4 separate regions of the Homo sapiens genome follow, and all the other regions are linked to region 3. Evidence: chromatin contacts called from ENCODE Hi-C or POLR2A ChIA-PET data. All regions are on one chromosome and are shown on one strand. The core of a region is the stretch at or near the end of the contact, and the rest is flanking DNA. Distances in the headings are between cores, read along the strand shown.

Region 1 (6,394 bases), core at 389-2,888, 200 kb before region 3:
CAATCTTCTATTGCTTTTCTCTCTTTTAAGAAAAGCCATCAAACAAGGGACTCATTCAAATTTTTAACCACAATATAAACAGACATTTACACAAGAGCAATTATAAATAGCACATGTGCAAAAAAAAAAACCTGCCTACTGGCATCCAAAGATATGCTGCAGAAAGCAAATTTGGGACTCTATTTAAAAATCTTTTCAAAAATGCCTTGAAGCAACAATATTCAATGTACCTGATGTTGCAGCAAAATTGATTTACTGATACAATATTGGTGGCATTCGAAATTAGTAATAGTTCCTTTGGGAACTAATATGGAAACACATAGGAAGAACTATATCCATGATTATTCAGAAGTAATGCAATAAAAATCTGCATAAAGAGGCCAGCACAGTGGCTCACGCCTGTAATCCCAGCACTTTGTGAAGCCAAAGCAGGAAGATCACCTGAGGTCAGGAGTTCGAGACCAGCCTGGCCAACATGGTGAAACCCCGTCTCTACTAAAAATACAAAAATTAGCCAGGGGTGATGGCGGGCTCCTGTAGTCCCAGCTACTCAGGAGGCTGATGCAGGAGAATAGCTTGAACACGGGAGTTGGAGGTTGCCGTGAGCCGAGATCACACCAACGTACTCCAGCCTGGGCGACAGAGCGAGACTCCATCTCAAAAAAAAAAAAAAGCCTCCATAAAGAAGTCAACATCAACAATATCTATTGTAGCAAAAAAAAAAAAATACTAAACTTGAGGGAATTGCTATATAGATTTTGATACAGCCACACATTTGCCTCTTATACAGCAATAAGGATAACTGTGCAGATTGATAGCAGTGTAGAGATGTTTATTATCAGTCAAATACAACAAACTTCAGGATCACATAGGCATTATGATTATAGCTCTGCTAAAAGTGTGCATACGCATCTGAAAGGGCTGGAAGGTATTGAAATAAAATTGGCTGTAGTGTTTGAGAGGCAAAATAGTATGGTTTAAATTACTTTTAATTTTCTGTTTATCTCCAACTAAATAAAAGAAAGCATATCAGTTGAAAAAGAATTAACCTTATCACCAATGTTTCCCACTAGACAATGAGAGCAGGAACCCTGCCTGTCTCTTTCAACAGCGTTTGCCAGAGCATGTGTCTGCCACATGGTAGGCGCTCTGTAAATATTTGTGGACTGATTGACCACTGCTGTCAGCCTCTCTGAACCGGTTTAGTAAATTGCTGATATAGACCTCCTGTTTTCACAAAGATCCTTCTTGCCATCACCTCCACAGTCTCAAAAAGCACCTTCATTTACAAGCAGGCTTTCAAAACCCAGCATCTTCCTCTCTCTCAGTGTCACTGGCAGAAGGAGGACATCACCTTAAAGTACCAGACTCTAGGGCCAGCCTGTGTTGGGAGAACCCCCCCGCCCCTTCTCTTGCAGCTTCCCCCGGGGGGGACAGATCTTCATGGGGACACAAGGGAGAGTAGCTTGATCCCTAAATCATCTGGACACTAACATTTTGCACCAGAAGATGGCAGTCTACACACCTCCTTATGGTGCAGAACCCACACCTTCCTTGACACTTTGACAGTTAATTGTTCAAGTCAAGTTACTCAGCCTACCCTCCACAAAGGTGGGCCAGGGTGAGGGTGTGACAAGGATGGCCAGGGCCTCAGGCCAAGATCAGGAACAGATGTAGGCAACTGATGCCTGCTGTGCCTGATGCTGGGAGAGATGGCACCTCCCACGTTTCACATTTCACAGCTGGGGAAACCAAGCTTCACAGAGGCTAAGACACTGCCAAGTCCCCCACTCCTAGTAGAGAAACACTGCCCAGACCCGAGCCCCGCTCTCCTTACCCAGCACCCACCCTCCTTCCACCATACCGTACTGCCTGCCAGCTCTCCAGCAACAGGAGTCTGTGAAAAAATGGGCAAGGATGTTTCTGAACCCATGGTTAAATGCTTTTAAAAATCACCATGTCAAATTATAAAATTGATCAAACCCTTTGACCTTGGAATACCACTTTGGGAAATATGTTCCAAGGAAACAAAATATGAAATACATATTTATAAATAAGTTTATAAAATATAAAAATGAAACAAAAGCACATATAGAGTTGTGTAGAACTGAGCTTGATACTGCAGTTAAAACCAGAGGCAGCCCAGATGCCCGACCGTGGGGAAAATTGTGCCGTGGTCATTATACTCACACTGGAAATGGCTGTCATGCAGATTAGCACCGACGTCCAGCCTGTCACGTGGGGACTGTTATACTAGTTGTTAAAATAAGTATTTTCATACCAACTGGTAAATAGTAGAGCCAGAGTGTCCTCCAAGCCTCCCTTGCCCCTCTACTGGGATCCTCCTGAACTCCCCCTGATCTAGCAACTAAATAGTAAATGCCTGGCCCAGCAGCCTCCAGGATCCCACATGAAGCAGTGGTCAATGAACATCTTAGTACTAGTTATTAGATATTTTTTAAACCTCCCCTGGCTAAGATTCTGTATACTCATGGAAAAGCGACCTTATTTTGGAATGGGACAAGATATAGGAATATATAAAGAAAGACATTATGTGACTTAACGGTAAGTAAAAAGAAGCAGAAATTAATACAAGGAATAGCAGTGAGGCAAATTTTATTTGTATAAACAAGAGTTTCTAAGAAGCCACAGAGTCTAAATATTTGGTAAACTAGGAGAGGGGAGATTTGAAAAATTTTGTCAGTAGCCTATTTAACAACCTTTCCCCTATTTCCTTCTTAAAAGAAAGTTGCACGGTGGCTCACACCTGTAATCCCTGCACTTTGGGAGGCTGAGGCGGGAGGATCACCAGGTCAGGAGATTGAGACCATCCTGGCTAACACGATGAAACCCCATCTCTACTAAAAATACAAAAAATTAGCTGGGCGTGGTGGCGGGCACCTGTAGTCCCAACTACTCAGGAAGCTGAGGCAGGAGAATGGCATGAACCCGGGAGGCGGAGCTTGCAGTGAGCCGAGATCACGCCGCTGCACTCCAGCCTGGGCGACAGAGTGAGACTCCGTCTCAAAAAAAAAAAAGTTGCAATTTTGTTCACTTGCCTACTCTTCTGATGACCAAATGCTTTGGGGAAGGTTGAGCTCAGAGGTAGTCTGGAGTGGGGTAGGGGTGTGAGTCCAGAGTGCCTAAGCCAGGCATAGTGGCTCAATCCTCTTGCCAAGTATGGATTTAGGCATGGGCTGATGATATAGTTCTGGCAATGAGGTGGAAGGGAAGTCAGCCTGGAGGATTCTAGCAAGACTTTCTTTGCTCATATAAAGGGACAATGACAGGAACATCCCCTGTGTTTCCTTTGAGGATGTCTTGCTTAAAACTAAAGCAAACACCTTGTTGACCAAAGGAGAAGACTAAAAGAGTCTCAGAGAACCCAAACCTTAGCCATGACACCTTTGAGTCACTAAATTAACCAACCTTGAAGCTACTCTAATGCTAGCCTTTTTCTTGTTGAAATGACCTTAGCTGGGTTTTCTAGTATTTAGAATGTAAGCTGTTTATTCACTATTATAGCCCTGTTATCTATAACACCATCTGGTGCATAGTAAGCCCACCATAAATATTTGTTGAAGGGATAAATGAATAAAAAGGAAGGAAAAAATGAATCCTTGCTGATATAGAAAGGTGTTAAGTTTCTTGGTCATCTTGGTGTTAGATTTTTCTGTTTCATTAAAAAAAAATATTCATTCAAAGCATTGCATGATGTTGACTAGGTGTATTAGTTCCAGGGAATTAGTGTTATGGGAAGTGGCAGACAGATCTGGATTTGAGTCTGGATCTGCTACTTACCAGTCAAGTGTTCTTAGGCAAATTATTCATCTTCACTGAGCACACCTGTAAAATGAGGATAAATTATGGGGTCGCTGTGAGTCTTAAATGAGAAGCAACCACAGAGCTGGGCACGTGGGAGGGGCTCTGTAAGTGTTCATTCCTCACCTTCCAACATTCTAAGTACTCAGGTACCATGATGCCAGGATGAATCAGGCCGAGTCTCTCTTTGACCTTGAGAAGGATTTCATGGGCCAGGGGGAGGACTCAGACATAGCAACAAATCAGCCACGTGACCCACATTAACATCACGGGAAATGGAACAAATTGACATCACATACCTCCTGATATGACACACTGAGATGAACAGAGCATTACCTCTGGGATAGTTCTGCCAAATTAGTACAACAAGAACTCATCACAAGGAAACATCAAACAAACCCAAAATGAGGTACTTTCTACAAAATAACTGGCTTAGACACTTCAGAAATGTTGTCATGAAAAACAAAAAGGAGGCTGGGTGCAGTGGCTTATGCCTGTAATCCCAGCACTTTGGGAAGCCAAGGTGGAAGGATCACAAGGTTAGGAGATCAAGACCAACCTGGCTAACACGGTGAAACCCCGTCTCTACTAAAAATACAAAAAATTAGCCAGGTGTGGTGGTGGGCGCCTGTAGTCCCAGCTACTCGGGAGGCTGAGGCAGGAGAATGGCGTGAACCCGGGAGGCAGAGCTTGCAGTGAGCTGAGATTGCACCACTGAACTCCAGCCTGGGTGACAGAACAAGACTCCGTCTCAAAAAAAAAAAAAAAAAAAAGAAAGAAGAAGAAGCTGTTCTAGATTAAAGGATACTAAAGAGACATGACAACTAAATGTGGTGTCTAATCTTGGACTTTCTTTTGCTTTAAAGAACTTTACTGGGGCCAGGCACAGTGGCCCACACCTGTACACCCAGCACTTTGGGAGGCTGAGGTGGAAGGATCACTTGAGGCCAGGAGCTTGAGGCTGCTGCGAGCTATGATTGTGCCACTGCACTCCAGCCTGGACAACAGAGCAAGACCTTGTCTCTGAAAAGAAAAAAAAAAAAACTTTATTGGGAAAAATTTGTGAAATCGGAATAAGATCTGTGGATTAGATAAAATAGTTGGTACCAAAGTTAATTTCCTAATTTTGATGATTATCTATACTTATCTAAGAGAATGTCCTTGGTTTTACAAAGCATATACACCAAAGGAGTAGAGGGGAGTAATGTCTGTAAAGTAACTCACAAACAGTTCAGAAAAAGTAAAATTATGATTCTAGATACAGTACATAGAAAGATAGGTAGGGGCAGCCAGGCGCAGTGGCTCATGCCTGTAATCCCAGCACTTTGGGAGGCCGAGGCGGGTGGATCACAAGGTCAGGAGTTCAAGACCAGCCTGGCCAAGATGGTGAAACCCTGTCGCTACTAAAAATACAAAGAAATTAGCGGGCACCTGTAATTCCAGCCACTCGGGAGGCTGAGGCAGATAACTGCTTGAACCCGGGAGGCGGAGGTTGCAGTGAGCCAAGATCACGCCACTGCACTCCAGCCTGGGTGACAGAGTGAGACTCCATCAAAAAAAAGAAAAAAAGGAAAAAAGAAAGAGAGAAAGAGAGAGAGAAGGAAAGGAAGGAAAGGAAGGAAAGGAAGGAAGGAAGGAAGGAAGGAAGGAAGGAAGGAAGGAAGCAAGCAAGCCAGCCAGCCAGCCAGCCAGGCAGGCAGGCAGGCAGGCAAGCAGCGTAGTGGCTCATGCCTGTAATCCCAGCAATTTGGGAGGCTGAGGTAGGCAGATCACCTGAGGTCAAGAGTTTGAGACCAGCCTGGCCAACATGGCAGAACCCCATCTCTACTAAAAATACAAAAATTAGCCAGGCGTGGTGGCACACGCCTGTAATCCCAGCTACTTGGGAGGCTGAGACAGGAGAATTGCTTGAACCCAGGATGCTGAGGTTGCAGTGAGCTGAGATAGTGCCACTGCACTCCAGCCTAGACAACAGAGTGAGACCCTGTCTCAAAAAAAAGAAAAAAAAAAAGATAGGTAGGTAGTTGGGTGGGTGGAAGGTTAAGGTTAATGTCACAAACAATATTTAGGGTATCGGGCTGAAAGATATACAAGAATTATTTGTACTATTCTTGTAACTTTCTTGCAAGTCTGAAATTGTGTCAAAAATAATTTTTAAACAATTTAAAGGTGACAGTAGATCCAAATGCTGAAGGAGACTGGGAATTTGTGGGTGGGAAAAGGTGGGGAATGGAATTAATTGCAGGCCGAGTAAAGACTTAAGAAAGCATTCAGCTGGCTAGCACCTGAAGATCCAGCTACTCGGGAGGCTGAGGCAGGAGGATTACTTGCAATTAGAAATTCTAGGCTTGCAGTGAGCTATGATCATGCCTGTGAATAGCCACTGTATTCCAGCCTGAGCAACATACCAAGGCCCTGTCTCTAAGCCACCAGGAGATGGTGGCCCATTTCACAGAAAGCTGCATTTGAGCATGTTCTAGAAAGAGGTGCCACAATCCTCCAGGCAGACAATAGGAGGAAGGGCCTTTTAGTCAGTGGCCAGTAGGTATGAGTGAGTAGGGCACTAACAGGC
Region 2 (6,402 bases), core at 2,244-4,743, 130 kb before region 3:
TCTGTGATACAACTGGGGAAAACATCTAGGGGAGAAAAACTCTTCGTATTGATACTCAGAAGAATTAGTTTGATGACCAAGACAATCTGCTAATAATATTTGAGTGGAAAGATGAGCTAAGGGAATTCTTGAAGTACAAATTTACCTAATGGTTGTTTTTTAAACCTTTTATTAGGGTAAAATTTAAGCACACACAAACATAGAGATGGTATAATTGAACCCCATGTCCCATTCACCCAGCAATTATCAACACATGGCAATCTTTTTTCACCTATTACCTACCCCATCCCCACCTCTACTGACTTTTGTATCAAATCCCAGGTATGATATCATTCTTCTGGGAAAGAAAAAAACCCTTAAAATATTTACAGATAAACGAATTCCTTTTGAAAATGATCTCATTGTGGAGTTCATTATTAATTCCTAAGATATACCAAATGTTTCATTGTTCCATTAAAATACTACTTTCTATGGACAACATCTTCTACCTCACCCCACCCCAGTTTAAACCTGAGCATTTCTTCCCAGTTCTTGGCCTCAAAATAATATTATTTAAATAGTAACTCTTCTAGCACAAACTCAAGTATATTGTCTGTGGTTTTTTGCCTGGTAGCAGCACATTTATTTCCACTGCTCTTCTAGCTTAGAAAATCTACTTTGAATTTACTTTAGAAGTTAATAGCTTAGCAGTAAGGAAATGAGAAATCATACTGAGTCCCATAGGCTGAAATCTATATTGTATTTATCCAGAATATTTCCCCATTGTTATTTTTAAATCCTCATTGCATGAAGAGAGCATCTTTCTTTGTTCAGTGAAGTTTTGATTTTTCACATTTTGAGTCCTGGAATTGAGTATTTTTTCCATGTGCACTTAAGAGTACCTTTGGAAAATGTTAACTGCATTTCTTAATTGTGGCTGTTGTGGTTTTGAAATCTCTAGGATTTGGGGAACCTGAAAATACTTTGTACAGATAACTTTTTTTTAAAAAAGAAGAAAAGTAGAAGCACTTAAATTCTGCAGTTGAAGAGACAGATTCCTCTCCTAGATTTTGAGAGGTGAGAATTATAATGCAATAAAATTTATGTAGTTCTGTTCTCCAGAAGTCTCGTAGTGCTCTACAACCTAAATCTTGATGGTCATGTGCCAATCAAAAGACCTGACAAACTCAAAAATTAGAGATTAATGTTCTTAAACAACAAACTAAAATAGGTTTTGGAAAAATAAATGGAAAAATTTCTAGCCTCTGCAGGTGGACTGTTGTCAATTGCAAACAAGCTTAAATTTAGAAATTTGACATAGTTTTGGAGAAATGTGATGAAGTAGATTAAACAGAAAATTCAGAATAGCCTGAATTTGGATCTCCATTTTACATAGCTGATTGGTTAATATTCTTTTATCATGTAATCCCAGGTGTTGATTGCCAAATTTATTGATTTTTTGGTAATTTTAGACTGCTTGTCTTTAGGGAAATCGTAAAGTGAATATTCTTCCCACTAGGAAACATAGTTTATCAATAGCATATATGGGTTATAAATTCTGCTGGTCTTCATGACACCATCCCATTTAAGTTATTTTTCAAATTTTTGTGATTGTTATTAGAAATTTGTGACATATGTAGTGAAATTTTTCCTCTTGTGCTGTAGACCAAAATGTCTAGTTAAAATCCAAAACTAGATGAGGGAAATATTTAATTTCCTGTTAGCTAGTTTATACAAAACTGTTAACCTCTTCGACTAATATATTTAGGTATCAGGCAAAACATTGCTAATCTTAATATCAGTATTCCTACTTCTTAGTTTATCTCTGATATGCACCGGAACTATTTAAACATCTAGTACATTTAGAAACTACAGCATTGTAGTTAAATGGACTATGTAAAGATGATGAGTTCTCAAAAATGTGCAAGTGGTAATGTGCTTATTCAGTATTATTACTGTAGCAATGAATTACTGTTGTTTTTCATGGTTTAGTATTATAAATATATATGATAAGAATAGGTGATTAAGATTAAGTATTGAACCTATATGATACCTTAGAGTTTGCCTTTTATTTGTTTATTTATTTATTTATTTATTTATTTACTTATTGGACAGAGTCTCACTCTGTCACCCAGGCTGCAGTGGAGTGGGGTGATCTCGGCTCACTGCAACCTCTGCCTCCTGGGTTCAAGTGATTCTCATGCCTCAGCCTCCCAAGTAGTGGGATTACAGGCATGTGCCACCAACCATGGCTAATTGTTGTATTTTTAGTAGAGATGGGGTTTCACCATGTTGGCCAGGCAAGTTTCAAACTCCTGACCTCAAGTGATCTGCCTGCCTTAGCCTCCCAAAGTGTTGAGATTACAGGCGTGAGCCACTGCACCCAGCCTTACATTTTATTAAATAGCGTTTCTTGACCTATACAGTTACATGTTATCTTGAAATATGTGCTAAATGTGCCCACCTTCTAAGCAATTGTTGTTTGGATTCTGAATGAGTAGTAGTTAAGCACAGAAAGAAGAATGCTAATAAAATGATTGCTAACATTCATTTGTTATGAACTATGGATTATGTAATCACCTAACAACCCATGAGACACAAAGTACTATTACGTCCATTTTACAAATGAGAAAACAAGTACAGAGAGGTTAAATAATTCATCCAAGCTCTCATGGCCAGGATGTGATAAAGCCTAATTTTGAATCCAGGCAGTCTAGTTTTTGAGCTTATCCTCTTAATCATTATTTGACTCTAAAATTCATTTTAGTACAGTTTTATGAACAGAGGACTCAGGTATATGCAAAAGTGTAAAGTACAGGGAAAAAATGGAGAAAGAACGTGATCACATTCCAAGTTGAGGTTAATAGTGCCTTGAATGTGCCCAGTTTTCCTGGGTAGAGGGGCTAGGTTTGAAGTTGATCCTTCCCAGTTACGGTAACTCTCCTACTTCCTCCAAGGTAAGTGTTTTTCCTGGTGCAGTTAAGGTGCCTCATGATGAAAATGTCATCTAACTCTCTGCATCTGTTTATTTTGGTACCATTTAACCAACATTTGTTTTGACTGAGTTTTCAAGTAGGCCTTGCCTTCCACACATTGGCTGCTTTCTAGGAACTGGGAAATGTTGCTTCTTAAGGGTCTTCACGTTGGTGGTTAGTGACAGAATTGTGCAGTCTCTAGACGAAGGTGTAGATGGATTTGGGTGTACACCATGTGCATATGGAGCCTTATTTCAGTTTCATTGTGCCTGCTGTAATACTAAATCTGAGTTGGAATGTGTTACACAATTTTTATGAACATAATCAACTTTTGATTATCTTTGTCCATGTAGAGAAATAGCAGTTTTTGTAAGCTTAAGGTGATTTGTGTTTTGTTTGGATTATTTCTAAACAAACATGTTTCCATATGAGAGGAGCTGATTATTCAGGCATTCAAATAAAAGACTGGAAGCTATATTGGTGAGAGATGGAACATTGTCCTGTTTCTCTGACTCTCACACTTTATGTTAAGCAGCAACTTGAGCAGAGTCTATGGCCCTGTGGGAAGTGGCTGAGTAATTTACTTAACAGAGCTTGTCTTTGATAATAGCCCAAGTTGGGGGTTAGTGGTCTGAGAGAAAAAAAAAAAAAGCTATAGTGAAAGCAGCAGCAAAGGAGTTTATAAATAATATCTATGGTACTGAAACCAATTTGCATAGATTATGCCTTTCCTTGCCTGAGCCTACTCTTGTATATAATTAAAAGTTGACTATAGTATTTGGTTGCAAAAAAGGAGCATAGGCGGGTGGATCATGAGGTCAGGAGATCAAGACCATCCTGGCTAACATGATGAAATCCCATCTCTATTAAAAATACAAAAAAAAAAAATTAGCTGGGTGTGATGGTGGGCGCCTGTAGTCCCAGCTACTCGGGAGGCTGAGGCAGGAGAATGGTGTGAACCTAGGAGGTGGAGCTTGCAGTGAGCCAAGATCGTGCCACTGCACTCCAGCCTGGGCAACAGAGCGAGACTCCGTCTCAAAAAAAAAAAAGAGCATATTTTAAGTATTCAGTATAATAAATCACTACATGATTGACTGCTGTTATAGGATTTCTTTATTTTGATTTGATTAATATTTAATTTCATCATTTCCTACTCCTTTAATTTCCAAAGCAATATTTAAAGTAAATTTTCATTTGGTTTTTGTAAGGTATGTGAATGGCCATGCAAAAAAACATTATGAAGATGCACAAGTACCTTTAACCAACCATAAGAAATCAGAAAAGCAAGATAAAGTTCAGCACACAGTATGTATGGATTGCAGTAGCTACAGTACATACTGGTAAGTTAACATTTTCTGGAAATGAGATTTCTTACTGTGTGCAAGTGTGCTCTCCTCCCCTCCCTTCCCTCAGTCTCTAAGCCAGTTACTACTGCTGTTACCTCCTTTTACAACTGTTAGGATTCACGGAGGACTGGAGCCATTGGGAACGCCTATCTTTATTCATTCAGATTTTACTTTGCATTGTTCCTTTCAACTTCTAGGCCTCCTTTTCTCTCCCACCTCCCGTTCCTCATCCATCCTAGCTTCAAGGAAATAGATCTATTTCTTTGTTATTATAATTTCTTTTTCTTGTGTTATTTTAAATTGAAGAACAATGTGATAACCCATGTTCAAAATAACTCAACAAACCCATGTTCCTCCTGTCCCTGGTCCAGTTAACATTTTTGTCATATAATCTTAAAAATTTTAACTGCTTTGTTTAAAAAAAAATTATTCTGACAGTCTCCCTTCTCCCAGTGCAGTTCCACGCTCCTCTTCTACTCCCCCAAAGGTGAATGTCAAGAATTTGGTACGTAGCTTTCCAGGCTATTTTTTCTTTTTTTTGAGACAGAGTTTCGCTCTTGCTGCCCAGGCTGGAGTGCAATGGCGCAATATCGGCTCACCTCAATGTCTGCCTCCCGGGTTCAAGCAACTCTCCTGCCTCAGCCTCCCAAGTAGCTGGGATTACAAGCATGTGCCGCCATGCCCAGCTAATTTTGTATTTTTAGTAGAGACGGAGTTTCACCATGTTGGTCAGGTTGGTCTCGTACTCCTGACCTCAGGTGATTTGCCTGCCTCGGCCTCCTAAAGTGCTGGGATTAACAGGCATGAGCCACCGCTTCCAGTGCTATTTTTTTTTTTTTTAGTATCCTTTAAAAAGAGGTTGGCAACAGGTTCTGTTCCCTCTTTGTAATATAATATTCATGTCTATTTCATATAAATGACAAAGTAGGTATCTATTTTTGTGACTACTTAGAACTAGGTTATTTAGGTTGTGAGTGATGCTTAATGATCCATATCCATTTGGTTATGCTCAGAAAGTATATTCTGCAGTTTTAACTTTGGTGTGAAGCAAATTTCTTTCTGTGACTAGTAAATTATGATGAACAATTCTTGTTTTAATCAGCTTTCCCTTGATTCAGAAGGTTGTTGACATTAAAGGAGGGGATATAAGCCATTTAAAGGATCACTTTGGAGATATTTTTTATTGTCAGACAGCCCTTGAATGTTACATGAAGGCATTACTGGGTAGAGATGGGGATTTAGAGAAGTCCAGATAACAATTTTAATTTACTTTCTACTGAAATGGTGTGAGAATCCTTTCCACATTGTCCTTAGTCGATAATTGTATGATAGGAAGGTGCCCATCAAAAGGAAGAAGAAAGGGTCAGTGGTTTGCCAGGTCTTTTACTTTTTTTTTTTTTTTTTGAAACAGTCTTGCTCTGTCGCCCAGGCTGGAGTGCAGTGGCCGATCTCCGCTCACTGCAAGCTCTGCCTCCTGGGTTCAAGCCATTCTCCTGCCTCAGCCTCCTGAGTAGCTGGGACTATAGGCACCTGCCACCACTCCCGGCTAATTTTTTTGTATTTTTAGTAGAGACAGGGTTTCACCGTGTTAGCCAGGATGGTCTCAATCTCTTGACCTCATGACCCGCCTGCCTCGGCCTCCCAAAGGGTCTTTTACATTTTTACAGGTTCAACACCATTAAATTTTGGCTATTGAATAGACATCTTAAGGGTTATTCATTCAGATCACTACTGTTTTTAGTGATCCTTTGTGTGGAAGATGTCCAGACCTGGAGAGAGAGAAGCTAGAGGTAGGTGAAGATTTCAGTAGAAATGAAAATCTTCCCAAGATTTTTACACAAAGGTTAGTGCTCAGTTTATTGTTATTTGCTGTTGTGAAACACACCTACCAAAGTTAAGCATTAGCCAGGCAGTTAAAGCGTTTGCATTCCCCTTTCCCTCAGGTTTTCTTTTTTTTTTTCGCCCTTTCCCTCAGGAAACTTATATACTAGAGTGATGTGGCTACGTAATTTGCAGAACTGTGTGTTTCTGTGTGTTTGTATTTCTGCTTTAGACAACAGAAATTAATATAATTCTTGAAGTATCTGTCTCACATTGTCATG
Region 3 (6,925 bases), core at 64-2,563:
TGATGAAAACTATAGTGTCTGAATAGAAAAATACACTGGACATTAACAGAACATTAGACACTGCAGAAGAAAAGATGAATGAATTAGAAGATATAGCTATAAAAACTATCCAAAACAAATAATAATTTATTATGGAGCTTATGTGTAAAAGTGAAATGTATGAAAACAAAAGTATAAATGATGAGAAAAGGAAAATAAAATCATCCTGTTGTAAAATTATTACTTTAACTACATATGAAGTGGTACAATATCACCTTAAGGTAGACTCTGATAATTAAAGACATATACTATAAACCAGAAGGTAATCTCTAAAAATATAAAACGAAGTACAGTTGACTCTTGAACAACATGGGTTTGTACTGCTCGGGTCCACTTACATGTGGATTTTCTTCTGCCTCTGCCACTCCTGGGAGAGCAAGACTAGTCCCTCCTTTTCCTAGCCTACTCAACGGGAATATGACTATAATGAAGACTTTTATGATGATCCACTTCCACTTAATGAATAGTAAATATATCTTCTCATCTTTATGGAGTCAAAAGTTATATACAGATTTTCAACTGTTCAGGGGGTTGGTGCTGCAATCCCTGCAATGTTCAAGGGTCAACTGTATAGCTAATAAGCCAACAAAGGAGGTAAAATGGAATAATAAAACTTATTTAATTCAAAGAAAGTTAATTAATTCAAAAGAGAACAAAAAACAGGTGGAACAAAATAGAAAGAAGGTGGATTTAAAACCAACCATATCAATGATCACATTAAATGTAAAAGGCATACACACCCCAATTAAAAGGTAGAGAATATCAGATTGGATTAAAAAAAGCAAGATTCCCTTGAGGTCAGGAGTTTGAGACCAGCCTGGGCAACATGGTACGACCCTGTCTCTACAAAAAATTACAGAAATTAGCTGGGTGTGGTGGCATGCACCTGTAGTCCCAGCTACTTGGGAAGCTGAGGTGGGAGAACTGCTTGAGCCCAAGAGGTTGAGGCTACAGTGACCCAAGGTCACTCCAGCCCGGGTGACAGAGCAAGAGGCTGTCTCTAAAAACAAACAAACAAACAAACAAAGCAAGACCTAACTACTACAACATGCTGCCTTTACCCATTTTAAATATAGAGACACAAATGGATGAAAAGTAAAATGATGAGTAAAGACAAACCATCCTAACAATTTTTAAAAAGCAGGAGTGGCTATAACATCAGAGAAAGCAGATTTCAGGGCAAAAAAATATCACCAAGGATAAAGGCATTTCATAATAACAGAAGGTCTATTCATTAAAAGAACGTAAGAATCCTAAATGTTTATGAACCTAAAGACAGAGCTTTAAAATATATGAAACAGAAACTGAAAACAGGAAATAGAAAAATCCACTATTATCGTCACAGATTTCAACAACACTCTCTCAATAATAGACAGAACAAGTAGACAAAAAAACCAGAAAGGATAAAGAAGACTTGGACAACAGTATCAACCAATTTGAGCCTGCTAAACAATTTATAGAACACTCAACAACAGCACAATACACGTATTTTCCAAGTGCACTTGGAATATTTACCAAAACAGATGATATTCTAGGCTGTAAGACAAGTCTCAATAAATTTAAAGTGATTCAAATTATACAAGATATGTTCTCTGACAATAATAAAATTAGAAAGCAGTAACAAAACGATATCTAGAAAATCCCCCAAATATTTGAAAACTAAATAACATACTTCCAAATAGTCCAGAGGGCAAAGAAGACATCAAAGGCAAATTAGAAAGTACTTTAAATGAAAATGAAAACACAGCATTTCAAAATGTGTGGGTTGCAGCTAAAGCAGTACTTAAAGGGAAACTTACAACACTAAAAATGGCTATATTGGGAAAAATGAAGAGCTGATATGACTAATGTACAGCACATTATTTCTCTCCGAAATGGCCATAATTCAATCCACAGCTTCAACATGAAGATCATAGCTCAGTTTAATGGGGCAGTTCCCCTTCATTAAAATCACTGTTTTACCTTCTGTGAAGACAAAACACAATGCCCACATAATAAAGTCCCACACATCTGGAATGCCAACTTTGGATATCATAGTGCATATCAGCACACGCACCTGTGCGGTTAGCTGGCCTTGCTGACTGGGAATCAGGAGAAGTTAAACTTTGCCTCCTTCCTACTTCATCAGAAGGAGAGGTTGGTAACGAAGATATTGGAGGAGTCTGTGCCCGACGTGTGGGAAGTACAGTGGTAGTTGGGTAACTAGAGAACATTTGCCTTTAAGAAAATAACAGTGGTTAGCATAAAAATCCAATTTACGAAATAATACATACATCACAATCTTCTTATAGAAGAATATGCAACCTGGAAGACTAAACAGGTTAGTTATAGTTTAATGGAGGGTGGGGAGAAAGACTCCTTAGTTTTAAAAATGATTATCTCATGCAGCACTTTCAGTATAAATGTAATAAAACCTTATGATTCTTTCAGCAAAATGCCAGCAACAAAGCAGGTTGGGGGAATACAGCCATTAGCAAAATAGATGAAAAATGCCTGCCTTCACAGAGCTTTCCTTCAACTATAATACCAAGATAAGAGGGGTAATTTGGTATGTACAGTTACAGTGCAAAGAAGGCTTTTAAAGATAGGTAACTTGCAGTTACTTTTAAATATTAATATAAACTCACTAGCTAGTCATGAAATTATTCACATGGATTGAAAGTAATGGTTTACAGGCAAGTTATGGAAAGAAAAGGTAACTGTCTAGTCACCTAGCACAACTGCAAAACAGTACATGAATGATATGTCAGCGGCACAGTCGGGGAAAGGTACGGGGAGGCAGCCCCTTCTCCGATGAGAATGTGGAGCATGGTCAGGGAAAGGTATTGGAGGGAGAACCCCTCTTCAGTTGAGAAATGTGGACAGCAGTCAGAGTATAAAGTCCATAAAGATCCACACTGACTGCTCTTCAGATTTGTCCAAAAGAACTAGGAACTTTCTAAGTATCAAAAATGTACTGTCTACCAAGTCAGTAATACAATGGTATACACACAGGAAGGAGTAGTTCTCTGGTTTTTCCTCTACTAAATGATGTTCGCCCAGTAAGAGCCAAGTGCAACTCTAATGAAGTCCCAGCCAATAGCAGGAAAATGAAGACAGAAGAAATGAGGAGTCATAAGTCCTGGTGAATGCCTATGGGAGCAAGGGGGCATGATTCTACCACTGAATCCCATGCCCACACTAATCAGAGCTGAAAAGGTTACAAGGAGTCACAGTGCTACTGATCTTGTGTGGACGCCTTGAATTCTGTAATTGCCAGAGGGATTAAAAACCATATTAGAATGTCGTATCAGGCAAGCATCGTGGCTCACACCTGTAATACCAGCATACTTTGGGAGGCTGAGGCCACAGGATCACTTGAGGCCAAGAGTTCAAGACAAGCCTGGACAACAAAGCAAGATCCTGTCTCTACAAAAAAATTTCAAAAAATTAGCGAGGGGCCAGGTGCGGTGGCTCACATCTGTAATCTCTGCACTTTGGGAGGCTAAGGTGGGCAGATCCCCTGAGGTTGGGAGTTCGAGACCAGCCTGACCAGCATGGAGAAACCCTGTCTCTACTAAAAATACAAAAAGTTAGCCGGGAGTGGTAGCACATGCCTGTAATCCCAACTACTCAGGAGGCTGAGGCAGGAGAATCGCTTGAACTCAGGAGGCTGAGGTTACGGTGAGCCCAGATCGCACCACTGCACTCCAGCCTGGGCAACAAGAGTGAAACTTTGTCTCAAAAAAAAAAAAAAAAAAATTAGCTGGGTGTGGTGGTACACTTGTAGTCCCAGCTACTCAGGAGACTGAGGCAGGAGGATGGCTTGAATCTAGAAGACTTTGAGGCTGCAATGAACTATGACTGTGCTGCTGTAATCCAGTCTCAGTGACAGAGTAAGCAGCTGTCTCTTAAAAAAAAAAAAAAGTGAGAGAGAAAAAAAGAATAACCTATTATTCCTCTATCTTCCTTATTCTTTGAACAGACGCACCTCCTGAAACTATTATTCCAGTAAGAGAGCTAACATGTAGGAGATATGTGGGGTCTGAAAATGGTACTAGGATTGTACTCCTGCACAAGACCACAGCAGTAATTCTCAAAGTGTACGCTGAAGCCACTGTATCAGAATCACTAGAGAAACTTAATTAAAATGTAAACTATGGGCCCCACCAGACCTACTGAATCAGACTTGCTGAGGGATACAGCCCTAGAGCTTTAAAAAGTTGCCCAGGTGGCCTTGGGCACACCAAAAATTGAGAATCACTACAATAGACACTCCCCTGTTCCACTGTTTAAGATGTCAGTCTACACAGTGAAAATCGTAATGCCTTCTTAACTAAGGAAAGAGGGGAAAGAAGAAAAAGGGAGGCTAACCATTCTGCTTCCCTTATTTCACTTAAGTCATAGTTAAGAGAGCTCATAAAACAGTCTCTTCCCTGAAGGCTCTTCTCTCAAAAGTTTTCATTTGTATATACATCTGGCAAATTAAAGCAAAAAGAAATTTAAGTAAGCATCACTTGGAATTTACAAACCTATTAAAATAGAGTTGGCTAAAGAAGCATCATAAGACATGCCCTTTCGTTTGAAAAGCAGACTTGCTCGAAATTTTTTTAAGAATAAAAATACAGTTAAAGAAGTATGCTTAAAATGAAAACAACCTGAGAAGAGAAAATTATTTTCATGGAGGTGAATATTCCAAATAAAAGTATTTACTTTTTGAGGAAAAAAAAATACTCAAAAACTTAGGGGAAAAAATTATCATCATAAGAGAGAGAATGTTAGACTACTTGCTGGTCAGCACGACAGCTGATTAGACCTGGGATCACCACTAACTGGCTGTGAGTTTTGGGTAAGTTATTAAACTTCTGAGGGACATTTCCAAATTCAGTAAAATGAGCTTGACTATATAATCTCTTAGTTTCTTTCTAGCTCTAGAACACCAAGATTCAGTTGGGCATACTATTCATATGAGGACAACTGTGCCTTCAGAAACACAGGCATCAGTATGGCAGACATTAAAGGTCAACTTCTCTACCTGAGAAGACTAAGAGGCATCACTCCCGGGGACTCGGATGCAGGCACTGTTTCTGTGTCAGTGACTGGAGTGGTGGCAGTTGTGGTGTCCTCCAGAGAGCTGCTCATAAAGGAGGTCGTGCTTGAGGCTGATGGGCTAGTAGTAACTGGTGTCTGTGCCTGCTGGGCAGGGTCACTTTCTTCAGCTTGTTGATCAATCTCTAGAAACCAAAAAAAAGGTTAAGAAAGTAGTAAGGATTTGTTTTTTCAAAAATAACAGCGGGAATAAAAAACTTCTACCTGTTTAATTTAAAAGTTTCTAAATATATTTCACAAGCATCAATTTCTATGAAAGATTGACAGAAAAAAATATTCTTACTTATATACATCTTTGTATTCACTACTGTACTCATTAATTCCAGACTCTACAGACAGTATTGTAATGAGCCCTTGTAATTACACATTTCTGTTTTTAGAGAAGAGGGTTCTCTTAAAAACAAAAAAAGTCTCACTTTTGGTTGTAAGATCTGATAAGAGGTTCTCTAAGGTATCCAATCATTAAAACTGTGTTTCCTTCACACTTTCATTTTGATGCCTATCTTTAATCTACAAATAGGCAAAGATAAAAGCATGTAAATACAAGAAGAGTAAAAACCAAGACAGAAACTTCACAATTTAAAAAGGACAATTTCATTAAAAAACCCACTTAGTTAACAACTCTAAAAGTTTACAAAGTATTTATATATTTTTTTTAATTGTTAAGGAATCCTACAAATAAACATAACTAAAATATGAGTTGCTACAAAGACAAGTAATTCTATTAGGTTTGATAAAAAGCCACATTACTTCACAATCATCATGATCTTAACATTCCTACTTATATACACCATGTACCTCTCTCTCTCTCTATTTACTGTCCAAGCTAAGACAAGAAGAAAAGGAATAAGTACAAAGGAAAAGAAGAAAGAAGGGAAAGAAGGAAGAACAATATAAACTCCATGAAGGCAAGGGACTTTGTTTTGTTAACTGCTGTCTCTCCAGAACCTAAGAAAGTACCCAACACATAGTAGGTACTCAACAAACATTGACTGAACGAATCTCATTTTTATTTCTGCATTCATATTCTCCCCAAATGTGAGGATACAAGATAAAACAGAGCTTTTCTTTTTTTACATGCAATATGCAGCCTATGAAAGTAGAGACTTTAAAATTTATTTTAAAATATCTCTGAGAAGATATCAGAATACTATGTATTTTGGTTTGTTTTTTGAGACAGAGTCTCGCTCAGCCGCCCAGGCTTGAGTGCAGTGGCACAATCTCGGCTCACTGTAACCTCCGCCTCCCAGGTTCAAGATATTCTACTGCCTTAGCTTCCTGAGTAGCTGGGATTAAAGGCACACGCCATTATGCCCGGTTAATTTTTGTATTTTTAGTAGAGACAGGGTTTCACCATGTTGGCCAGGCTGGTCTAGAACTCCTGGCCTCAAGTGATCTGCCCACCTCGGCCTCCCAAAGTGCTGGGATTACAGGCATGAGCCACCATGCTTGCCAGAATACTATGTATTTTGAGTCAGATCAATAAATACTTTTTTTGGTATAAGTTAAATTTTGTTTTACAAAATGTAGTAATAATTGCTGTGTTCTAACACTGGTATAGGTTTAAAATAGCAAAATTATAGACAGAAGATTACTAATAGAAAAATAATAAAAAAGAACTGTTTTCAAGAAAAAATGATGTGAAAATTGCTTTGACCAAAAAAAAAATTTTTTTTTTTTTACAAATCACTTACAGAATGTATCACTTCTGACAATTATGAAAATAATCTCAACAGCACAAAAGCAAAAAAAAAAAAAATCAGATAACATACCTTGCTTAATTTTGCCCCCAAACTGG
Region 4 (7,172 bases), core at 4,665-7,164, 220 kb after region 3:
GTTCACTCCATTCTCCTGCCTCAGCCTCCCGAGTAGCTGGGACTACAGGCGCCCGCCACCATGCCCAGCTAATTTTTTGTATTTTTAGTAGAGATGGGGTTTCACTGTGTTAGCCAGGATGGTCTTGATCTCCTGACCTCATGATCCGCCCACCTCGGCCTCCCAAACTTCTGGGATTCAACAGGTGTGAGCCACCATGCCCGGCCCCTGCTCCCTCTTTTTAACAGGGTTATTGAAACATAATTCACACACCACACAATTCACCCATTTAAAGTGAATGATTCAATAGGTTTTAGTATATTCAACGATATGTGTAACCATCATCGTAGTCAATTTTAGAACATTTTTGTAGCCATAAAGAGAAACCCCACACCCTTTAGCTATCACTCGCCCATCCCCAGGTCCCCTAGTCCCAAAGTCAACACTGATCTACTTTCTGTCTCTATAGATTTCCCCATCCTGGACATTTCATATAAATGGAATCATATACATGGTCTTTTGTGTCTGGCCTTTTTCACGTAGCATTCTATTTTCAAGGTCCATCTGTGCTATGGGAATCTATGCTTGTGAATGTGTCTTTCTTCTCTGCCTGGGCCATTGAAACAAGGCCATGTAAGCCACAGCAGTTTTCCAAAGGACATGTACCCCTTTCTTCTCTCTTTTTGACTCCTGCTCTCCACTTCCGTCCTTTGGAGGACTTCGTCTTCTTCCAGCCAGGCTTCTGTTAACCCTTCTGCCAACACTTCCTCTGAGGGCCAGGCCCAGGGCTGGAGGCCTGGGAAAGCTGCCCCCAGCTCCTCTTCCAGTGCTGGGGCTAGGCCTGGGGAATTCTGCTTTGAAGTTGGTTTCAACATGGGGAAGTGAGTGGATAGGGCCTCTAGTCCTGCTCTGAGCTCAGCCCTTGTCATTCAGAAAGCCACAAGGCCTGGGACAGGCCCCTGAAGTCCTTCCTCCTGACCCTACCCCTGACCACACGATGCCTCGAGGGATGCAGATGCTCCGAGGAGCCCCAACCAACATGTGCAGGCCCACACGTACATGCACAGAACCCAGGACTAATGCCAACAATGGAGACCCTTCTCAGTCTGCTTAAAACTCTGAAATCTTATATTTATAGAATACTATCTTTATTTGATTATGTTTTGTTTTAGATTTTAACTTGCAACGTTTGTTTATCCAGGGCTTTTTTTCTGTCTCTCTTTCTCAAAGATGGCCAATGTTGGTTGGCCATTAGTCAAGTACTGTGCCCATGCTGGGCAAACTAGGCTCCTTTGTCATGCTGTGTGGGGAGAATGGGTGTGGAGCTGGCACTTTCCCTATTCCTGCCCAGCCTCAGCCTGGCCCTGGGGACATCTGCCCAGCAGGCCTATGTGGCTGGATCACATGGGTCCCACTACAGTTCACTGCCCTCCAGTCCATGATGAGGTCAATTGCTCAGATTGTCCCCAGGGCTGACTGAGTGGAAAGGTGACTCCTGACAGGGCAGGCCTCCAGGGTTAGTCTCTATGAGATATGAGTCCCCACTTGCCCCAGAACATCAGCCTCATTGAGAGCTGCTGCAAATGGCCATCTTCCTTTAGGGCTAAGCATCATCCCCTCCCTGCAGGGCCTCACGAGGATGAAGGCGCTGCAAGAGGACTCTTGGATGGAAGTGACTTGTTGGGAGAGCCCATGAGCTCTCCAGAAAGGACTCCCAGCCTGCAGAAATGTTCTTTCTGTACACATATGACACATGCACTTATACTCACCACCTCTCCTGTGGACACACCTCCACAGTGTGCCCCTGTGAATCCCAACCCACACTTTAATCCACCTTCTGCCACCATCTCCACATCAGTGGTCTAGAGCTGGCGGCAATGGAGAAAAACACACCCACTGTACAGAGAAGATGCCTGAAGTGGAGGGACAAGAGACCTGCCCAAGGTTACATGGATGTATGCAGAGCCAGAGTGGGTGCTCAGGCAGCTGTGGTGTGGTGGAAGCACATCACCTGATCTCCTCTCCCCAGCTGTGTGACCTGGGGCAGGTCACTTAACTTCTCTGAGCCTAGAGTCTGCATCTGTGAGACGATAACACCCACTTCAGAGGGCTTCCGTGAGGATCCAGGGAGTCATGTGATACAAGCACCTCCTTACAAGCTATAAAGATGGTGAGAGCTAGTGGACAGTCAGAATTCTGGCCTTTTCCCTTCTTTTGAAAGTTCAGCTGCAAGTTGTATTGGGATATAGGTTGCACATACTTTTTTTTTTCCTGTTATATCTTTTAACATTTCATGGTATTGTTTATATATAGAAGTTTGTGATTTGAATGTTGTTAAATTTATTCATCTTTTCCTTTAAGGTTTTTTGTTTTTGTGTCTTGCCAAAGGTTATAAGTGAGGAACATTAAAAAAAAAAAAAGACAAATTCCCCAGACAAATCACAGAAAATAGAAAAAGATCTTGAAAATATTTTTAAAAACTCACATAATAAGAGGAATGCTAAGATGCCATTTCACATTATCAGATTAACGGAAGTTGTAAAGTTTGCTAACACACTGTGTTGGTGAAACTGATGAGGAACAAGCACTCTTGTTCTTTGCTGGTAGATGTATACACTTGTAGAACTCTGATCAAGAGCAATTTGGCTGTATTTGTAAAAATTAAAAACACACATACCATTTGATCTATAAGACCACATCTAGGAATTTATCCTCAGATATTACAGATGTATGAAATGACATATGCACAAGGTTATTCATTATAGCATTGTTTATAACAGCAAAGGAAACAACCATCATTAGGGAACTGGTTAAAATATGTTTCATCCATGCAATGAACCACTATACATTTGTAACAAAGAATAAGGAAGCTTTTCTGAACTGATATGGAAAAAATATCTCTATACCCTTAAGTGAAAAAAGCAAAGTGCAGGACAGTGTGTATAATAAGCAATTGTCTTACCCCGTGAGGCGCACTGTGGCAACCAGACCTCTGGGTTGTGGAATCAGGTCCTACAGGTCACCGTGGTTGGGGGACAGTGGCAGTTGCTGCCCCCATCTCAAGAAGGCTTGAGCAGCCGGCAGTTTGGCATCATTCTACAGCAGGAGGTTAAGGGCCCCCCTCCCAGAGTGGCGATCATTAAAGCCAAGGCTCCCAAAGGTCAAGCTGCAGAGCAACACCTGGAAAGAATCTGCCACAGCCTTCAGAAGCATCATGCTATGTTGACTTCTATATAGTCAGATAAGCAGGATCACTTGAAAGCTGAATGGGATCAGCCTAATGACCAAAGGTATTGAGACAGCCTTGTGCAAGCAAAAATTAAGAATGCCATGCAAGCGTTTATCATTAACACTGAAGGACAAAACACATGAGGCACACAAACCTGGCGCCTCAGACTGTGAAACATTCCTAAAACCATAATTGGAGATTGCCTAATCAAAAATCAAGTGAATTTGTCAAGTAAGGGTTATGGCTAGGATATTCATATTCCTACCAAATCAATAGCTATTGCTTGTTAATATTTTTTGTTTTATCTATGTTTTGATGGAAAGCAAATGAATATATTGTTCATATTTTGTTACTTTGGTTAAAATCTATTTTGCTTCTTTTGTTGAATATAAAATTGACCCTTGAACAATAAGGATTTTTTGTTTTGTTTTGTTTTGTTTTTTTTAAAGACAGGGTTTTGCTTTGTTGCCCAGGCTGCAGTGCAATGGCGTGATCTCAGCTCACTGCAGCCTCCCCTTCCTGGCCTCCTGGGTTCAAGCGATTCTCATGCCTCAGCCTCCCAAATAGCTGGGACTACAGGTGTGCACCACCACACTAGCTAATTTTTGCATTTTTAGTAGGACAGAGTTTCACTGTGTTGGCCAGGCTGGTCTCGAACTCTTGACCTCATGTGACCTACCTGCCTCAGCCTCCCAAACCGCTGGGTTTACAGGTATGAGCCGCGGCACCTAGGCTTATATACCTTTTTATACTTTAAATTTTTTGAGCCATGTGAATATTTTACCAATGCAGAAAATTAACACTATTTTAAAATAATAACAGTTTCCCAGAATCCAATCCAAAATATCAAACCAGACACTCTGGGCCCATATATTTTTTTAAAAGTTTCCTAGGAATCTCTCAGGGGAATCCTGGCCTGTCATGGAAGATCGCTAAGAACCTACTGAGCCTTAGATCCAGCAGTCAAGGTCCCAGCCCTTGCAGCGCCACCTGGTGGCCTTAGTTACCAAGCATCCCTCAGAAAAATGTGTGTGGATGGCCAGTGAATGCAGACCAGGACAAAGAGTAACATGGCACTGTGTCCACAGGCTGGGTGGGGCTGGCCCCAGCGGACCCAACATCGACCTCCAGGACTGGCTGTGTCGGTCCTGAGGGAAACGAGGCAGAGGGCCTAAAGTTCTACAGCCTCTGTCCCAAGGAGCCACCCAGAGGCAGCCTGCAAGAGCACATACCTTGGGCCTCTGTCCCAAGGAGCCACCCAGAGGCAGCCTGCAAGAGCACATACCTTTGGACCTGAGTTCAAACCCCGGCTCCACCAACTACTAGCCTCGTTATCTCATGCAGCATAACTTCTCAGGTCCTCTGTTTTCTCATCTGCAAAATGGAGACAAGTATAAGTCTGTAGACACATCTAGTATAATGCCTATGCTCAATAGGAACTTGATTAATGCTCATTCTCTTCCCTTTTGTTACTTCTAGATAGCTTTACTCCCTGGCCCTAAAGAGCCTAGCTGGGCTCATGGGAGCTTCCTGTGGCCTGGGAGGGTTCAAGCATTGGAGAGACTGAGGAAGAAGAAATCCATATGCTTCTTGTCTTTCTAAACCCTCTCCCTCCTCCTTGCCCCTTCTTTAGCTAGCAAGGAATACATTTCAGGCCTGGCTGAGGTGGGGAGGCAGTTCAGGAAGTGGCTGCAGTTCCCACAAGCAGAGTCAGATGGGGTTCCAGTCCTGTGCTATAGGCCTGGGTGCTCCATCAATCAATCGAGTCTTTTGGCCTGGGAGCAAGGCCCAGTCCCTGCCCTCCCTCGGGGAGTGCATTATACTCAGGGAGAGCCGAATAGAACACAAATCACAGTGAATGTGCAGGGGACTAAGGGGACTCAGAGGCACTGATGAAGTTACTAAATTGACCATCTGCTCTTTCAGGTTGTGACACTATTTCTAGAAGCTCCTGATAAAAATGCAACTAGGAGCCCATGAATCCCTCACCCTTTAGTTCAGACTAGCATCTCTGCTTCCCTCCTAGGTCTTCTGGAAGATGGCAGAACCCAAGAGAGATGAGACATTATAAAAACGTAGACAAGACATTGAAACATTTTTGTTCGAAGCTGTAGAAAGGAATGTTCAGACGACAGAGCAGAGCACTCCTAGAAGGGGTGACTGCTAGGTTCCAGACCCCCTGGCAGTGGGAAGACACCAGCCTGGCCAGAAGAGAGCCTCCCAAAGGGAAACTGGGGGATACTGAGATCACCTGGGTCACAATTCTGCTCTTTGTACCCATGTCAGCAGAGGACCTCCAAGAAGTCAGATGCTGGGAGAACAGAGTCCTAACCTTAGGCATTACCCGATTCACAGGTGAGGAAACTGAGGACCAGCAAGGGGAGGTGCTTGCCTCAGTCCCATGTGAGTTAATGGATGACCCTGACCTGGACTTCAGGTCTCCCGAGCCCTATTGCATGGTGCAAAGCACTCAGTCTTTGGAGCCAGGTAGAACTGAATTTGAACCCAAAGTCCCCTGCTACTTTGCTAGCCATTTAGTTTTAGAAAAGTCATCTACCTCTCTGAGCCTTGGTTTCCTGCCTTTGTAAAACAGACCAGAGCTCTTGCTCAGGAGTGTTGTCAGGACTAAAGATAATATGTGCAAGCCACCCGGCACATGGTAAGTGGGGATGCTACGATTATTGCTTCTCCTACGCAAACCACACCAGCCACAGACAGGCAGGAAGAGGGCTGGCTGCTGCAGCTCTCAGGCACAGCAGCTTTGCACTTGGTGGTGGTCATGGTAGGGGCATGGGGTTCTGGTTGAAGGAGTCAGATGTGTGGAAAGTAGAATGTGCCTTGTGGCTGGGTAGTGAGGCTTCTTCACTAACTCCAGAGTTGCAGAGTATGCAGGCCGTGGGAGCCACACACCCAGCCCATGGCATGCAGAAGCAAGAGGCATGACCCCTTATTCATATGAAGGGCCCTACCGATCACATGCTTTGCAGTCGCCAGAGTGGTTGCCAGGGGCAGAACCACTATAGGGGATCTTCCTTCCTCTTTTGCTCCAGGCTCCTCACTTACATGTCTATTTTTACCCTGTACTGTATGCTGTCAATAAGAAGCATGGTTATTACAGCAGCAACCACATTCCGAGTGCAACGGAACGGGAACTTCACATGCATCAGCTCATTCCATTTCACCCTCACAGAAGCCCTGCGGGAGCATACTGTCATTCCCATTTTACAAGAGGGAGAACTGAGGCTCAGTTCGTTGCTAACAGTTACCCAGCCAAGAAGGTGCCAGAACTGGGATTCAGACCCTGAGGTCCAGTCTAACTCCAAAGCCAGGGTTTCCATGCAGCACCCCCCTGCCCAGGTATGATGCTTCTTTCCAGGGAAGGGAGGTTGATAGAGGCAGGGCCTACAGGTTATCATTATTATTGTTGTTGTTTTAAAGATGGGTGTCTTGCTCTGCTGCCCAGGCTAAGTGCAGTGGCATGATCATAGCTCACTGCAGCCTCAAACTCCTGGGCTCAAGCAATCCTCCTGCCTGCGGGTTTTGAAGGCTGTAGCAGGACCAACTCCTGGGCAGGTGTGTTGGGAGTAGGGAGCCTCATTTGAGCCCCAGAAAGTTTGCTCACGAGGCAGTTCTGAAAAAGTAGAGAGCACCACAGCAGAAGCAGAGGAAGAGAATTGAAGGAGACATGAGGTTCACCTCCCAGCAGCTGTTCCCCTTCTCTTAGCAATGACCAGTTCTCCTCCTTCCAGTTTCGGGGAAGCTAACTCCACCCTAGGCACTAAGGCCTTGGGTCTCAGGCCTAAACAAATCACCCTCATCCATCCCTCAGCCTCCGTGACTGGTCCATGGATAGGGCGTGTGGATCAACAAGACACGGGGAGGGGCTCACTGGGGTCTTCAGAAAGCAGCTGCCCCACTTTTCTGAGCAAGCTTCCATAGGCAGGCTTGCTGTCTGGTGTTTAAC

The links. Hi-C counts contacts between places; a loop is a spot of excess contacts on that map. ChIA-PET counts read pairs that join two places held with the same protein, here RNA polymerase II (POLR2A). Pooled maps may share reads with other maps.
Region 1: a pooled map shows a loop between it and region 3 (4-fold over the local background). The contact joins two enhancer-like sites. A Hi-C loop is called at or near these places in 2 of 37 single-sample maps with no recorded cell type and 7 of 50 pooled maps. POLR2A ChIA-PET finds 5 or more read pairs at or near these places in 2 of 52 experiments (BJ and activated CD4-positive, alpha-beta memory T cell).
Region 2: a loop to region 3 is called in a pooled map, with 2.5 times the contacts of the local background. The contact joins two enhancer-like sites. A Hi-C loop is called at or near these places in 1 of 50 pooled maps. POLR2A ChIA-PET finds 5 or more read pairs at or near these places in 3 of 52 experiments (B cell, CD8-positive, alpha-beta memory T cell and activated naive CD8-positive, alpha-beta T cell).
Region 4: a map of left ventricle myocardium inferior shows a loop between it and region 3 (5-fold over the local background). The contact joins two enhancer-like sites. A Hi-C loop is called at or near these places in 1 of 168 maps with a recorded cell type or tissue (left ventricle myocardium inferior) and 7 of 50 pooled maps. POLR2A ChIA-PET finds 5 or more read pairs at or near these places in 2 of 52 experiments (T-cell and activated CD4-positive, alpha-beta T cell).

What each region holds. Positions count from the first base shown.
Region 1 is chr15:63,465,358-63,471,751 of GRCh38, forward strand. No RefSeq gene overlaps it. Among named protein-coding and RNA genes, the nearest start is that of USP3, 36 kb to the right of the region's middle. Within about 2 kb of position 1,639, at least 3 of the 41 ENCODE cell types and tissues checked have a DNase peak (open chromatin) inside an H3K27ac peak, as active enhancers do.
Region 2 is chr15:63,532,863-63,539,264 of GRCh38, forward strand. USP3 (ubiquitin specific peptidase 3) reads left to right here. Exons shown (of 15, transcript NM_006537.4): 3 at 4,163-4,294. Among named protein-coding and RNA genes, the nearest start is that of USP3, 31 kb to the left of the region's middle. Within about 2 kb of position 3,494, at least 2 of the 41 ENCODE cell types and tissues checked have a DNase peak (open chromatin) inside an H3K27ac peak, as active enhancers do; they include B cell, where a contact is called at or near this core.
Region 3 is chr15:63,667,443-63,674,367 of GRCh38, forward strand. It overlaps HERC1 (HECT and RLD domain containing E3 ubiquitin protein ligase family member 1), which reads right to left. Exons shown (of 78, transcript NM_003922.4): 38 at 6,900-6,925; 39 at 5,054-5,252; 40 at 2,096-2,256. Among named protein-coding and RNA genes, the nearest start is that of USP3-AS1, 70 kb to the left of the region's middle. Within about 2 kb of position 1,314, at least 4 of the 41 ENCODE cell types and tissues checked have a DNase peak (open chromatin) inside an H3K27ac peak, as active enhancers do; they include B cell, where a contact is called at or near this core.
Region 4 is chr15:63,886,982-63,894,153 of GRCh38, forward strand. No RefSeq gene overlaps it. Among named protein-coding and RNA genes, the nearest start is that of MIR422A, 20 kb to the left of the region's middle. RefSeq lists enhancers at 4,311-4,400, 5,970-6,199, 6,975-7,172 and a silencer at 5,749-6,043. Within about 2 kb of position 5,915, at least 8 of the 41 ENCODE cell types and tissues checked have a DNase peak (open chromatin) inside an H3K27ac peak, as active enhancers do.